Regions from separate parts of the Mus musculus genome. Here region 2 is linked to region 1. A link is a loop called in an ENCODE intact Hi-C map of the cell type or tissue named here. Cell type or tissue: left cerebral cortex. All regions are shown on one strand. Links, peaks and the distances in the headings refer to the core of each region. The heading gives the core; the rest is flanking DNA.

Evidence for each region. A loop is a pair of places that touch in the nucleus more often than their neighbours do. Peaks named below come from ENCODE experiments on the same cell type or tissue, not always from the same donor. Only the 100,000 strongest peaks of a DNase experiment are listed, where the experiment ranks them.
Region 2: it touches region 1 in a loop (8-fold over the local background); 17 of 42 quality-filtered maps call a loop at or near these places.

Annotation. Positions count from the first base shown.
Region 1 is chr12:115,065,021-115,073,367 of GRCm38, reverse strand. It overlaps Igh and Ighv8-5. Among named protein-coding and RNA genes, the nearest start is that of Gm30948, 190 kb to the left of the region's middle. In left cerebral cortex, for the core only: no CTCF peak of the experiment used is centred there; a DNase peak (open chromatin) is centred at 5,032.
Region 2 is chr12:115,551,100-115,559,446 of GRCm38, reverse strand. It overlaps Igh. Among named protein-coding and RNA genes, the nearest start is that of Mir6388, 140 kb to the left of the region's middle. In left cerebral cortex, for the core only: no CTCF peak of the experiment used is centred there; no DNase peak of the experiment used is centred there.

The sequences.
Region 1 (8,347 bases), core at 131-8,130:
TAGTGAAGAAGATACAACTTGCCAAACGCATGAAATTCAAGAAGAATGAAGACCAAAGTGTGGACACTTTACCCTTTCTTAGAAATGGGAACAAAACACCCATAGAAGGAGTTACAGAGACAAAATTTGGAGCTGTGATGAAAGGATGGACCATCTAGTGATTGCCATATGCAGGGATCCATCCCATAATCAGCTTACAAATGCTGACACCATTGCCTACACTAGCAAGATTTTGCTGAAAGGACCCAGGTATAGCTGTCTCTTGTGAGACTATGCCGAGGCCTAGCAAACAAAGAAGTGGATGATCACAGTCAGCTATTGGATGGGTCACACAGCCCCCAATGGAGGAGCTAGAGAAATTACCCAAGGAGCTAAAGGGAACTGCAACCCTATAGGTGGAACAACAATATGAACTAACCAGTACCCGGGAGCTCTTGTCTCTAGCTGCATAAGTATCAAAAGATGGCCTAGTCGGCCATCACTGCAAAGAGAGGCCCATTGGACTTGCAAACTTTATATGCCCCAGTACAGGGGAACGCCAGGGCCAAAAAGGGGGAGTGAGTGGGTAGGGGATTGGGGGTGGGTGGGTATGGGGGACCTTTGGGATAGCATTGAAAATGTAAATGAGGAAAATACCTAATTAAAAAAAAAGATCTTTTACACAGCAAAAAAAAAAAAAGAGTGGGATGAGTCAAAATTATAAGCCCTTCAGTTGGTGATTTTTTTCCATGTTTGTTGCAGAAGAAGGCAGGGGGATAAAATCATTTGTAGTGAAACATTCTGGTTCACTATGTGTACTGGCTGGTTTTGTGTGTCAACTTGACACAAGCTAGAGTTACACAAAGGAGCTTCAGTTGGGGAAGTGCCTCCATGAGATCCAGCTTTCAAGCATTTTCTCAATTAGTAATCAAGAGGGGGAGGGCCCATTGTGGGTGGTGGCATCCCTGGGTCTTGGGTTCTATAAGAGAGCAGGCTGAGCAAGCCAGGGGAGACAAACCAGTAAAGAACATTCTTCCATGGTCTCTGCATCAGCTCCTGCTTGCTGACCTGCTTGAGTTCCAGTCCTAATGACCAAAGCCTTGTTAAATATTAGGAGATAAAAGCCTTGGTTCAGGCTCTCTGGTTGCGAAAAAGAGAGAAAGGTGAGAAGGAATAAAGAAGGAGAAAAAAAAGGGAAGGCAAAAGCGTGAGAGGAGAGGAAAGAAAAATAAGAGTCCTTGGGTGAAGAAAGAGCACTGGAACTGAGAGCTTGTATCTACTACTGACCAGAATCATTATTGAATTAGCTGAGCTCCTATTCCCACCGTGCTTCAAGACCCTCCCAGTGAACCTCTGCATTGTGTTACAATGGCTCATGACTATTGCGAGATGAGAGCCTCTTCATGACTGCTCACCTTCAGGAAGAAAGAAAAGAGGATAAGGACTTTACAAATTGTGGAGCAATCACTGAAGAATCCTTCAGACTGTCAGTTTACCCATTCAAGAACTAGTTCACTCTGAGGCAGAGCTCTGCCACCACTAAGATGGAGCTTTGAAGACACAGTGAACAGGTTCCCTGTGTGCTCAGAAACAAGTCCCTTTGAGGATGGATAGGACCAGCAGGGGGTGGTGTAGATTCAACTTTCACTAAGAGAGAAGCTGTAGTAGGTACAGAGAAACATCTGGAGAGTGAGAGTGAGGCAGTCCTAGGAGACTCTGAGGCTTCCTTTCCAAACATCACACACTTCAGTGATCATAAGATACATGTGATGGTCTTGTGGAAAGGCCTGAGTGCCTCTCCCTTGGATCATCATCCTGTCTATGGAAAGGTGTGGGCTCCCCTCCCTTGGAGCAATACCATCACATTCCCACTCCATCCACTGCCCCAACCTCCCCAAGTGTCTCTGGGCTGCCTTTTCTGCCCTTCAAACTTATGCCTTTCCCCAACTCCCCAGAATCACTCCCCTCCACAACCCCTCAGCCACTTTCTCCTGCTGCCCTAAGGACCTTTACAATTCCAGTACTTGGGACAGAAAATACTCACAGCCTTTCTCTTCCAAGTTCTATCTTTCCCTTCTGTGGTGGTTTGAATAAGTATGGCCTCCATAAGCCTCACACACTGGAGGTGTTGGGGGCACCAAGCCTAGAATCTCTGCCTAGGGACCAGGATGTAAAGGTCTCAGATACTGTTCCAGTCCCTGTCTGTGCACCTCATGGTCACTACCATGATAATAATGGACTACACCTCTGAAATTGTAAGTGAGCCCCAGGAAACCACTTCCTTTTATAAGTTGCCTTGGTCATGCTGTCTCTTTACAGCAATGGAACAGTAAAAAATAAAAAAAAAAAAATACATGTGACGGAGCTCCTGTGACAAGACTACCAGTTTAGGACAATAAAAGTTATTTGTTAAGTAATTGTGCATATGTTTTATTCATTGCATATTAACATTATTGGAAGGAAAAAACCCAATTCATATGCAAATAACAGAATGACAGAAAATTTAAACCATGATGTGTCAAGCATTCGGTCATCACCTTCACCGTTAGTTGGATCTGTAAATCTATCTGTAACTTCTTTCCCCTGGCAGAAGGGATTTTCTCAGTTGGAAAATATGAGTGATTGTGAATTGGGAACATAACCTTTTGATGTTCCATCCACAATGCTGAATCAATGAAGCTCTATTGGGAAGGTAGGAGACCTGGGTCCCACTGCCACATGAAATCCTCAGCTCAGGAGAAGGAGAGGGGGAGAAGCTGGACATATTTTCACAGCCTGGTCTTCCTCAATTTTTTATTTGTATTTTATTTATCTTATTTTTATTGTACATTTTATTTTCATTTATATTATTTATTTATTTATATTATTTATTTATTTATTTATTTATTTATTTATTTATTTATTTATTTATTTATTTATTTATTTATTTTGGTTTCTCAAGACAGGGTTTCGCTGTGTAGCCCTGGCTGTCCTGAAACTCACTCTTTAGACCAGGCTGGCCTCAAACTCATTATTTTTATTTTTATCTCTTACTTTTCTGTATATTTTCCCCTTGAGTGTATTTGTAAATTAGAACATTGTATTAGCTTGTCAAGAAAGAGTTTTCCACTGTTAGAATTTTAGAATTCTAGCCTACTGTGGATACACCCGAGGTTCCTAATAGTTTCTGATAAGAAATTCACTTTCTTTTCCCTGCCTGGATGCCATTTGCACCTTACGAGATTAGATCCTGTCTCTGGTAGCAGACTTTACACATCATCTAAAGGAAAGTCTGGTTGCTGCTGTACCCTGTACATATGAGAATCCTATTATATACAACATCAATATATAACATGCCTTCCTCAAATAAATCCCATGATAGTACAGTCAATTTCAATCCAAGTGCTTGATAGTTTCTGTAGGATGGATTGGAAGTTCCAACTTAGCCATTACTCGTCCCATCTGCAGTGCTTTTTCCCCCATCAAATGTCCTTGAAATGAACATAGAGACACAGAAATGATTATGGCACTTATTAGAAAAACATAAACACTCTAGTTGAGTTGGAAATAAGCTCTCTAGCTGAGTATACCTGAGTGCAGGAATTTTATAAAGTATATCAGTGAAATAATCTAAATGAATGAGTTAATGTGACAGTAATTTAGAGAAATCTGTTTCATTCTTGAGCCATATGTGGCATAGTGCTTTATATATAAATTTTTATAAAATCTAGTTTAATTACATTTCTGTATTTTAATTTTTTACCAAGTTGTCCATATCTCTGTGTGTACATTTATGGACTTGGACCCAGAATTACTTCAAGCACCTCTGAGAAACTCAGGAAAAAAATGTTCTCATTCATTGCAGCTCCTAGCACAGACTTAAGACAACATCGCACTTCTATGCCCTTCATGGACAAAGCATGTGAAATGAAACATCCGTGTTCCTGGTTAGAAAAGCTATTCTGTCTTCTGAAGAGTCTCTTTTCTGACTCAGGAACCAGCACTTTTTCTGTCACTTTAGCCCCTTAATACAAACCTGTCAACTTAGCCTCTGTGTCATCCATTCTAGGATCTTTGCCTTCTTGTAGACCCTTCCCCTTGCCTGATGAGAATGTACACAATGATCTTTGAGTCTCATGGAGACAATATCAGAAATTCTTCTATTTCAAGATACATAATCTACTCATATATAAAAATCATTTTAACATTGACAACCCCCTGGAAAAGGAATGCAAGTGTTCAGGTCTTATTGCACATCTTACACTAATGGTTCAGGTCCTCAGATGGCACTCAGCATTCTGGGATTGTTTTCTCTTCCTTATGTTGACACAAATTTGTGCTAAGATCCTATTTTATGGTTTGGACATACCTTGATATTTTTATCTTTCAAACATCTGAAAGTAGGAAGATGTTTTATTCATAAAGGGAACTTGATTGCTTTTGGTGTAGACTTCTTTAATGAAATTAGTCAGCTAAACAGGCTTTTTTCATTATATTCAGTCATGTTCATGCCAACAAATCACTGCATAATGTTGATCAAAGTTAGGCAAATCTCATTCTCTCTAAGTTCTAAAACATCAATACTGATAAGAACAAAGGTGTATGCATTGTGTCTTAACATTTCTGAAGGTTGTTGAACAATACTATAAGCTTGTGTGCTGTGCCTTCAAGAAGCCTCTGCCCACTGTGCCTTCTTCCAAGATTATCTGCAACTGAGTGAATTGAATAAACTCCCTGCTTCCTGTTTATGTATTCTGCTGTTGATTTTAAAGTTATCACAAATACAGGTCAATATAAAGAAGAAGCTACTGAGTATTAAATAGATAGAAATCTCAAATATGTGAGCCAGGAACTTGACACATAAATAAAGTCAATGAAATCACTCTTTTTCAAGGAATTATAGTATTCACAATTACCAGCCTTGGGATGGTATATACTCTTACATTATGCAAGAAGTATACAATTAATGTATCAACTTTGTGAAAAAATATATATTGGTAAGATTCACACAGAGTGTCATCAAGGTAGGAGTAAAATCTCCACTTTGAATCTCATCTGCCCTCCATGGAAAATCATAGGGAAGTGATTCCTAGATGAGTGAACAGAGTCTGGGCCCTTTGTGTTAGAGTGAGTGTCTCTCTCAACTCTACTGCATCCCAACACCACTCATCAGCAGAGTTGTGTACTGAGGAACCTGGCCTTGTGTGTTACATACTCTCTATGGTAAGCAAAAATGAATTCACTTGAGGGTTCCTGCATCTCCCATCATAGACTGATACCTGAGTCCTAAAACTTAAGTATACCATCAGAGGCAGCACCTGGTGAGGGAATGCAAATCTCTCCTGGATCCACCCAACCTTGGGTTGAAAAGCCAAAGCTGGGCCTGTGTACTCACAATCGTGCAGCCATGGGCAGGCTTACTTCTTCATTCTTGCTACTGATTGTCCCTGCATGTGAGTGCCAAGACTTCCTAAGGGCTAAACTTTTCTATCCTCACCTGTTCCAAACTTACCTTCTCCTTTTTCTTTTTCTCCACAGATGTCCTGTCCCAGGTTACTCTGAAAGAGTCTGGCCCTGGGATATTGCAGCCCTCCCAGACCCTCAGTCTGACTTGTTCTTTCTCTGGGTTTTCACTGAGCACTTCTAATATGGGTATAGGCTGGATTCGTCAGCCTTCAGGGAAGGGTCTAGAGTGGCTGGCACACATTTGGTGGAATGATGATAAGTACTATAACCCATCCCTGAAGAGCCGGCTCACAATCTCCAAGGATACCTCCAACAACCAGGTATTCCTCAAGATCACCAGTGTGGACACTGCAGATACTGCCACATACTACTGTGCTCAAATAGCACATTGTCATAGCCTCAGTTATCAGCTGTATAGTAATTCAGGCTGGTTTTCAGCTCTGTTCCTTCTTATTATATCGTAAGATAATATGATTTCACTTTTCTTCTGGTCTCTGTGGTTTCCTGTTTGCTCTTAGGTGAACAGCTTTCCATTCCTATTATTCACCCTAGGTCCTTATTAAGATGTTCATGAATGATTCTGTCTGTGTTTTGTTTTTTTAAAGCTGGTGGATGTTTGGTGACAGGTAGTTCAGAGCTATGGTTCCACTCAGTCTTAGGCTTCAAATTCGCACAGCAGAAGATTCCAAATTATTGTTATGTTCAACTTCAGTGAATAGTTGTAAATGGTGAAGATGGTAATTACTGGATGAGTATTCTCAAATTGAGTCACTGACCAAAGAGTGTCCATAGATACTGTCAAATAATTCAGACTGTTCTGACGTCTACTTGTTTCTGTCCACAAACTAATTTTAACACCATATGGTTCAAGACAACACTTATATATCTCAATGAACACAGAAGCTGAGCTTGTCCCCAAGTAGAGGTTTCATTCCTGTTGATTAGTGTTCATAATACTGGAGGTACTTTGTGTGGCATTGGATGAGAAAAGTAATAATCAATCTAGCTATAAACCCTGTTGTCTACAATAGTTGCCTGCTTGTGGATTTTGTTTATACAATAGGGGCACAAACATTTTAAGATTAATCATTTATTCATTGATGGAATTTGAGGCTTATAAAATTAGGATTAGGGTTAGGTTTAGGGTTACAGTTATGGTTAGCATTTGCCGTGGCTGACTCTGTTAGAATTCCCAAGGAACTGAAATTGGATAGGCCATGGTCCTAAGGGAAAATAATATGCCACTGTTCTGATAGAGCAGTATATGCATAAACTGATTTTTATTTACATATCCATATACTTAAACCAGTAACTCATCTATCCACCATCAGAGAGATGTTTTGCAGTAGATTGGAAGGAAGAGAGAACCAGAAATGGATAATTTTTAGAGCACTGGTACTAAGTGGTTTGTACTCATCAAACCTTCCTCCCAGGACTAATGGACTTTGGGAAGGAAGATTGGAATAGTCAGAGATGATGGATGACTCTAATGAAACATGCTCATCCAGAAACAATCGGGCTGATGCACGTATGGACTCACAGAAACTATGGAAACAAGCATAGGGCTCAGATTAGTTCAAGCCAGTGGGAGCCTGAGAGGGGGAAGACGGCCATGTGCTCCAAACACTAGCTAAGAATCTATTTGTAACTGGTATTCATTTACAATGGACAATTTAACTTCTTCAATGGAGTCTCACTTTCTGTATCAACCACACTAGAATGTAGGCCCTATGGCCAGGAGGTGGACAAACAAAACCAACACAAGAGCATATTTATAGAGAGTTTATACATATAGCTTTATTTAGGCATTATTTTTTGTCTTACTGTTTTTTATGTGTATTTGAGTTCAAATTTTGTCTTCTTTTGAGTTTGTGTCTGTGTAAATGTATGCATGTATGTATGTATATATGTATGTATGTACATATGTATGTATGTGTGTGTATTTGAGTGTGTGTGATAAGAGAGATGGGGTAGATAGTAACAGAGAGAGACAAAGAGACAGAAATTGATTCTTGCTTTTCTGTTTTAGTTTGTGTTTGGTTAAAGAGTGAGTGAAAGGAAGGGTATGAAGTTAGGTTGGTAGCAAAGGAGTGAGAATCTAGGTGGAGTTGGGGAGAAGAAAACTGTCATATTGCTTATATAGAGCTAGTTGAGAACAAGAGCAAGATAAGGTTTAAATCTATAATTAATAAATATACATCTTGGTGTTTTTATTCAGAGCAAGGGTAGTTATAATAAAACTATATCCTTATACCAATGTTGATGTCAATGTGAGCACATGTATCTACCATAATTGGGTCAATAACTTTGGAGCAGAAGTATCTGATCACACAATCAAGATTTAATTCCTGGTATATGTCCAATGTTGCTCTTAAAGTACTGTTTTGTTTTGCTTTGCTTTTCCAGACATAGTTTCTCTGTACAAAGCTGCTTGTCCTGGAACTACCACTTTAGAAAAGGTTAGCTTCAAACTCAGATCCAATTGTCCCTACTTCCTGAATCAAGGGTTTAAAGTATTTTCCACCACCAACTGGGTATTCTCAACAAATATTTTTAATCATCCGAGGTCCTCTCATGAGATTTGGGGTGGGGTGGGGTGGATGTGCAGTTATATACATTGATCACTATTTCTAATTTCATAGTCTGCACTGTTCCCAATATCCTGCCCTGTAATCACATGACTATTACAGAACACTAACTACAATGATACAAGACCAGTTTTACAGACTTTGGGATAACGGGAGTGACAGTGATCCTCAGTTCTTTGTTGAGGACTGCTCAGTAATTCCTGCTGGTGATTTAGGACATTGTCACAGCAGCAGAATTTGTCCATAAGTGATGTCAGAGTTAGGTTACTGAGTAAAGATTCCAGAGATTTTCTAAAACATCTCTAAAATGGATAATCCTGCATTTTATATGTCTG
Region 2 (8,347 bases), core at 87-8,086, 490 kb before region 1:
AGTCTGCGCATTGCCTCTCTGTCCATTGCCTCTCTGCGCAGGGCTGACGCCTTACGCAGGGCGGGGGCTCCGCATAGGGTGGAAGTGCACTATGACCTTGAAGCCGACTGCCCGGAGGCTGAACAGCATGCTGGCCTTCGCCAGCCGCTTTTGGCTTTTTCCTTAACTGATTAGCTAGCATTTTATCTGGCTGGTACTTTTTTCTCTCATAACGAGCTGCTTCCTCCTCCAAGTCTGTTTCTTCAGAGGAGAATTCTTCATCTGATTCAGAGCTACTAAGAGCTGGCTCCTTGAGCTCATCTAGTGATGAATATAAGCTCCTTCTCCTAGAGACCTCCGCTAATTGATCTTTTTTCTTTTCCTTCCTTCTAATCTCTCCCCAGGTATTCTAACCTGACCTAAACTTTTCCTCGGGTTCAAGACCCGTGGAAAGGCCTGTATACTTATTTTGTGCGCCATATTTCCTCTTTGCTCCTACTCTCTCTCCCCGCTTTACTTCTGATAGATTGCCCTGAATTTCATCCAGAATTTTCAGCTCTGCCTTAACCACTTGATAACATGTGAAAAGGAACAAAAAGGCTCCTAACACTAGAGAAAGTTCAAGGCCAAACATACCTTGTAAAGCTATTTCCCACTTTACTTCTGATAGACTGTCTTGAATTTCGTTAGAAAGTTCAAGGCCAGACGTACCTTGTAAAGCTATTTCCCACTTTACTTCTGATAGACTGTCTTGAATTTCGTTAGAAAGTTCAAGACCAGACTTACCTTGTAAAGCTATACTTATGGGTCCCCTGTTCCCCAGCTGAAGAGTTCTGAATTCACGCAGTTGAATCCTTCTCAACAGTCTGTTTTACGGGAACACTTCATTACCACCGTTCCCCAGCTGAGGAGTTCTGAATCCAGGCTGGATCCTTCTCAACAGTCTGTTTTACGGGAACCTTTATGACCGTGACCCACAGTTCTGGTTCCGAAATGAGGGATCTTCCTTGCGCCGGTGATGGTAAATTCCGTCCCATGTTTTCTCGTCCCGGGTTTTCTTGTCCCAGGTCTTCTCGTCCCGGGTTCCAGCACCAACTCTTACACGCGTTCGCGACCGGCCAGGAAAGACGCAACAAACCGGAATCTTCTGCGGCAAAAGCTTTATTGCTTACATCTTCAGGAGCCAGAGAGCAAGAGAGCAAGAGTGCAAGAGTGCAAGAGAGAGAATGGCGAGACCCCATCCCTTTTAAGGAGAATTATCCTCCGCCTAGGACGTGTCACTCCCTGATTGGCTGCAGCCTATCGGCCGAGCTGTCTTCACGGGGAAGGCAGAGCACATGGAGTGGAGAACTACCCTTGGCACATGCGCAAGGTGTGCATTTGTTTACCACTTAGAACACAGGATGTCAGTGCCATCTTGCAACGGCGAATGTGAGGGCGGCTTCCAACAATATAAAGCTAGTTGAGAACAAGAGCAAGATAAGTTTTAAATCTATAATTAATAAAAGTATGTCTTTGTGTTTTTATTCAGAGCTAGGGTAGGTGTAGTAAAACTATATCCTTATACCAATGTTGGTGTCAATGTGAGCACATGTATCTACCATAATTGGGTCAATAATTTTGGCGCAGAAGTGGCTGATCACACAATCAAGATTTAATTTCTGGTATATGCTCTTAAAGTACTGTTTTGTTTTGCTTTGTTTTTCCAGACATAGTTTCTCTGTACAAAGCTGCTTGACCTGGAACTACCACTCTAGACAAGGTTTGCCTCAAACTCAGATCCAATTGTCCCTACTTCCCGAATCAAGGGTTTAAAGTATTTTCTACCACCAACTGGGTATTCTCAACAAATATTTTTAATCATTCCTGGTCCTTTCATGAGATTTGGGGTGGGGTGGGGTGGATGTGCAGTTATATACATTGATCACTGTTTCTAATCTCATAGTCTGCACTGTTCCCAATATCCTGCACTATAATCACATGGCTATTACAGAACACGAACTACAGTGATACAAGACCAGTTTTACAGACTTCGGGATAACGGGTGTGAGTGATCCTCAGTTCTTTGTTGAGGACTGTTCAGTAATTCCAGATGGTGTCACAGCAGCAGAATTTGTCCATAAGTGATGTCAGAGTTAGGTTACTGAGTAAAGATTCCAGAGATTTTCTAAAACATCTCTAAAATGGATAATCCTGCATTTTATATGTTTGTCTGACCCCTGAGGAAACCATGTTGTATCATTCTGTGAAGATATCAGAATGAGAAGATGAGCCAGTTTCCAGACACAATCCTATCCTCAAAGTGACCTAGATTGTGAAATGGTGCCCAGTTCCTTACTTAGGTGGTCTTCATAGCCATCAAATATACACACTTCTAAAAGGATCTCCTAGGGTTTGTGATCAATAAAAATATGGCCCAACCACACGAGAAGGGAAAATTCATTAACTTTGAAAGGGGAAAATAGAAAAATGGTATAAATCAATATATCAACTTAGTCAAGGAAAGCTCCTGCATAGACACTGTACCAGATCAGCAAGTAATATGATCCTCATATTAGTTTAACTTAGGGGAATAAGCACATATTATCTATTTATAATATTATGAAATTTGGATATTTGCTAATGGATTACATTATAAGAGGAGGATTTCTATGTAAATCCACACTACTTAAATAGGCATGCACTTCTGTGCAATTCAACTTATGCGAGCCATCAGTATCTCATATACTGGAGTATGATGTACAGTATTATAAACATTACCCAGCACAACAGGCATTCTGAAATGCCAAGTAAAACCATTTAGCACCCTGGATTACAGGGATACATGTTCCTTTATAGTGTTAACTCATTGATATCTAGAGGATGCTGCCCTGTAAACTGACAATTCACAGAACATCACATGGTTTTTGACCAGTTAAGGAAGAGAGAACATGAATTAAACTGGTCCTCCTCTTTCTATCCTGCAATATTTTGTGGATCCAATGTGTGAACCCAAGGTTAGAACACAATATTTTTGAGTAATCTGTATTTATGCAGTATGTATTGCTGTTTAAATATGAGTAGCTCTACTTCAGATATTTAAATACACATGATTACATACATATTCCTACATAGTGCTCTTGGTTTTCATCATTACAGGGTCAATATTTCATATCTGTCTTCATTAGGGAAACATCAAATCCTGAAACACTTTACTAACACATGCACTACCAAGAAATAAGAGAACACTGCTACGCTCTCTGGTCAAGTCAACTGGACAACCCGAAAGGCTTAAAAGTCACTCATGAGGCAAAAGAGTTTCAAGGAAGCTCTCCTCCTGGAGTCTAGTGTTCTCTACCCATACATTAATTTTTCATTCCCAAGTTCCATTACCGCGCTAGTCTAGAGTATGGATCCACGTGCTCTCTTTCAGTATTTTCCTATTATAAGTGCTCTGACATGGCTAAAGCCTTCCACCAGTGTTCCAACAGTCCAAGGGCATCCCTGACCAATATCAAGGGTTTAGAATTCAGCAAGATTGTAAAAGCTAAGTCACTCCCTTAACACAGGAATTTACCATCACTTAGGAAGAAGGAAGTTTCAGACCAAAGGAGAAACCAGCATAGATACTATAGCAGAGTTACACCCATACACACGTATTTACAATGGCCTAAGGGGAAGGTGGACTATACAAGAGACTAAAATAGGAACTGTGGCAAGGACGCGAAGCCCTTGACCTTGGCTTCTAAGATTAGTGAATTTTAGGTGGAGCCCTTGTTGATCCCAGCTGTTATCAATGTATTCTATCCTGGGTGGTTCCCATTAGAACTTTTGTGTTTACATTCCTCTGTTTTATGTAAGATTCCGGTTACCTCAATTGTACCTTGCGAATATGTCACCCAACTTCCTTATTGTCCTCTGCATAAAAAGTCTGATGCTCCAGTTGTAAAATTACATTCAGATTCCACACAAACTCTCCTGCGTGTCTGTCATTCATCCACACTTTGCCCACCCGCGTCGAGAGACCCCGTTCCACGAAGACACAGGGACACAGAGGTCTGCGGCAGAACACTGGATTAAAAAGGTACATAGTTAGAGATAAAGCTTTCTCTTTTTTGTATTTTTTATTACGTATTTTCCTCAATTACATTTCCAATGCTATCCCAAAAGTCCCCCCCACCCCCCCCACTCCCCTACCCACCTATTCCCGTTTTTGGCCCTGGCATTCCCCTGTACTAGGGCATATAAGGTTTGCCTGTCCAATGGGCCTCTCTTTCCAGTGATGGCCGACTAGGCCATCTTTTGATACATATGCAGCTATAGTCAAGAGCTCTGGGCTATTGGTTAGTTCATAATGTTGCAAGATAAAGATTTCTAAGCACACATATTCTCCACCAATTAGGATCCTGTGTGTGAAATTCCCTCTCTACACTCATCTCATTAAATGCATGGAAATGCACTATGGTAAACAGATTGAATTGCACAATACATTTGTTCGATTCTATTTCCTTCTCAATGTGATTTTTAAAAATTGTTCATTTTTCACGAGTGTCACTGTAGTTCCTCTCTTTCTATTGTCTCCTGTATGTGAGATTTCCAAATATTCATCAATGTATACATGGAGTGATGCATCTTCTCTTAAGACTCACTGTTGCTCTTCTGTCCCCAGCTGCTCTAGCCCAGTTACAGCCTCATGAATGCAACAAAGACCCTGATTTCCCCCATTTACACCTTATTACAAATGGAGACCTACTCAGCTATTAAAAAGAATGAATTTATGAAATTCCAGGGCAAATGGATGGACCTGGAGGGCATCATCCTGAGTGAGGTAACCCAATCACAAAGGAACTCACACAATATGTACTCACTGATAAGTGGATATTAGCCCAGAAACTTAGGATACACAAGATATAAAATACCATTTGCTAAATGCATGAAACTCAAGAAGAACGAAGACCAAAGTGTGGACACTTTGCCCCTTCTTAGAATTGGGAACAAAACACCCATGGAAGGAGTTACAGAGACAAAGTTTGGAGCTGAGACAAAAGGATGGACCATTTAGAGATTGCCATACCCAGGAATCCATCCGATAATCAGCTTCCAAACGCTGACACCATTGCATACAGTAGCAAGATTTTGCTGAAAGGACCCAGATATAGCTGTCTCTTGTGAGACTATGCCGGGGCCTAGCAAACACAGAAGTGGATTCTCACAGTCAGCTATTGGATGGGTCACACGGCTCCCAATGGAGGATCTAAAGAAGTACCCAAGGAGCTAAAGGGTTCTGCAACACTATAGGTGGAACAACAATATGAACTATCCAGGACCCCCTGTAGCTCGTGTGTTTAGCTGCATATGAATCAGAAGATGACCTAGTCGGCCATCAGTGGAAAGAGAGGCCCATTGGTTGTGCAAACTTTATATGCCTCAGTACAGGGGAATGAGAGGGCCAAGAAGTGGGAGTGGGTGGGTGGGGGAGTGGGTGGGGGAGCATATGGGGGACTGTTGGGATAGCATTGGAAATGTAAATGAAATAAATACCCAATAAAAACATAAACAAACAAACAGACAAACAAACATACAAACAAACAAACAAACAAACAAACAAAACCAAATGGGAACTTCCAGAGATGGATCCAATTTCCACTAGGAAATAGGATGAATTTGGGAGATTATTAGTGATAATGTAGAAACAAATTACATTTAGTCACTAAGATATTAGCGACTTCCTATCAATAAACAAGAACAATTTCTCCATACAGCTGAGCCCTGTCAACACTGGAGTTGCAGAAATACCTTACTGCTCTAGAAAGATTGGGCAAATTCAGGCTAAGCCACAAGAAATCTACCTGCTGAGCTGGAGAGATGGCTCAGTGTTTAAGATCACTGAATGTTTTTCCAGAGGTCCTGAGTTCAATTCCAGCAACCACATGGTGGCTCGCAAGCATCTATAATGGGGTCTGGTTCCTCATCTAGTGTGTCTGAAGAGAGTGATAGTGTCCTCAAATACATTAAATAAATAAATAAATAAGTAAATAAATATTAATTAATTAATTAAAGAATTAATTGCTTAAAAATGAAATCTACCTCAAAGTGAGTTGAGGACAAGCAGTGCGTGGAATGGGTCTAAAAATCCCAATATACGGATATTGTTGTGGAAAGGACTGTGTATCCTCTGTGATTTCCTTTTTTTGCATTTATGAACTGACTTGTACTTATTGTGATTGAGATATAATGATTTTGTGTTCAAACTCAGTGAAGATTCCTCATCAAGGTCTTCAAGAATTTATATTTTCTTTTTTTATTCTTTTGTATATTTTTGGAAAAATACATACAATTTATTCACATCACTGATTCCTTCCCCAAACTTATGGCAGCTCCTTCCTCATAACCTCAACACAGCAAAACAGCCTTTTATTCTTCCTGGAGAAAGGAAAAAATGTAACAAAAATTAAAGATTGATCAAAAAACTTTCAATTAATAAGAAATACCCACATGCACACACACACACACACACACACACACTCTCTCTCTCTCTCTCTCTCTCTCTCTCTCTCTCTCTCTCTCTCTCTCAAATACAAAAGAAAACTCATAAAACTGCACTTTGCAAACATATAGAAAAAGACAAGTTGAAAAAAATGCACAAATTGACATGAGAATAAATATGTATAAAAATATTGTTGAGTTCATTTTGTATTGACCTTCTGTTGCTGGACATGTGTCTACCCTTAAGTGTGGTTAATAAGCCCAATAATGCTCCATTGGAGAAAGCAAATTTTTCCTTTGCTTGTGAGGTTCAATTTCAGAGACTTCTTGTTTAGAGTTGAGAACTTGTGGCTGTGTTCTTCTCTCAACACTGGGTCTTCATTTGGATTGAGTCTGTGCATAAATGTGCATGCTGTCTCAGACTCTGTAGTTCATATGTGCATGAGTCCTGTTATGTCTGGAAGATAGTTTCCTTGGAGACACCCCATTCCTTTGGCGCTTAAAATCTATTCAGTATTTAAATTCTTTCTCAGAAAAGAGGTTCATTATGGAGTTATTATGTAACCTAGAGAAACTACAATATCTTATACTTTTGTGGCACCTATGAGGACTCTCTGACCATTAACTCAAATTGAGTTGTCCTTTGACTGGCACTGACATGTTCAGTTAATAACTCGTGTCTTCTGGGATCTACACTGTCTACACATGTAGGTACCTCTGTTGAAATATACCTAAGTCAAAATAAAACACAAAGCTCATCCCTGTTCTTTCTATTCAGCTTTCTGCAAACATGTATCTCACATCACCCTAAATCATGACCCACTCAAGATCACTGGAACAATGCTAATAAGAAAACTCCAAGTCTTAGCTGCATATCACAACTTTCGCATAGATTTTCTTTGAATTTATCATTTTTGATAAAAATACTGTTTCAGCAGATCTATAAATGTTATATTAACCTGAACATAAAATTATTCCATCAACACATCGATATTACCAAATGTATACTAGCCAAATATTAGCTCTTCATTATTTCTCAACAGTTTGTCATAGAGTTAAAATTATAACTTTTGTCTCTTTTTACTTAATAATGCACTGTCCTTTACTCCTAGTATCACAACATTGAATGATCCTAGATTTCATCTTACCTTCCTCATAACACTTAACTTTGATTCATCCTACACCATTCCCTTATTCTCCATTTACTATCACCACTTTACATTTGAAACATTCTGCCTCATCTATATGAATTATTTTATCTCTGTTTTATTTCATCATCTCCTTTAATTATTAGGATCCTAGTGTTTCCTTCCCCTTCCCCTTCTCCTTCCCCTCTCCTTCCCCTTCTTCCCCTTCCTCCTCCTCCTCCTCTTCTTCTTCTTCTTCCTCCTCCTTCACCTTTCTCTTCTTCCTCTTCTTCATCCTCTTCTTCACTTTCATTTTTAAATTGTTTTCTCTCTTTTATTGAAAAGAGATTCTTTTGTCATGCAATATATATCCTGGATATAGTTTGGTTCCTTCCTGCTTCTCAGAATTCCTCCCTGCCTCCCTGCACCCCTGTGGATATACTCACTTTCTATCTCTCAGTAGAAATGAATCGGCTTCTAAGAGATAACAACGAAACTTGAAAAACTAAAATATAGTAAAATAATGGAATACATATTATGTTGAAGTTGAACACAGAAACCAAACAAGAAGAAAAATACCCAAGAACAGGCAAAGAGTCAAGAATCCATTAAATTTCACAGTAATGGTCAGGAGCCACATTAAAAAATTAAAATTAAAAAAATTTAAAAAATTTAAAAAATTAAAAAAAATTAAAAAAATAGGTAATTATATACCTATGTATACCAATACATCTCTATCTCTATATCTATGTATCTATATCTATGTATACCAATGC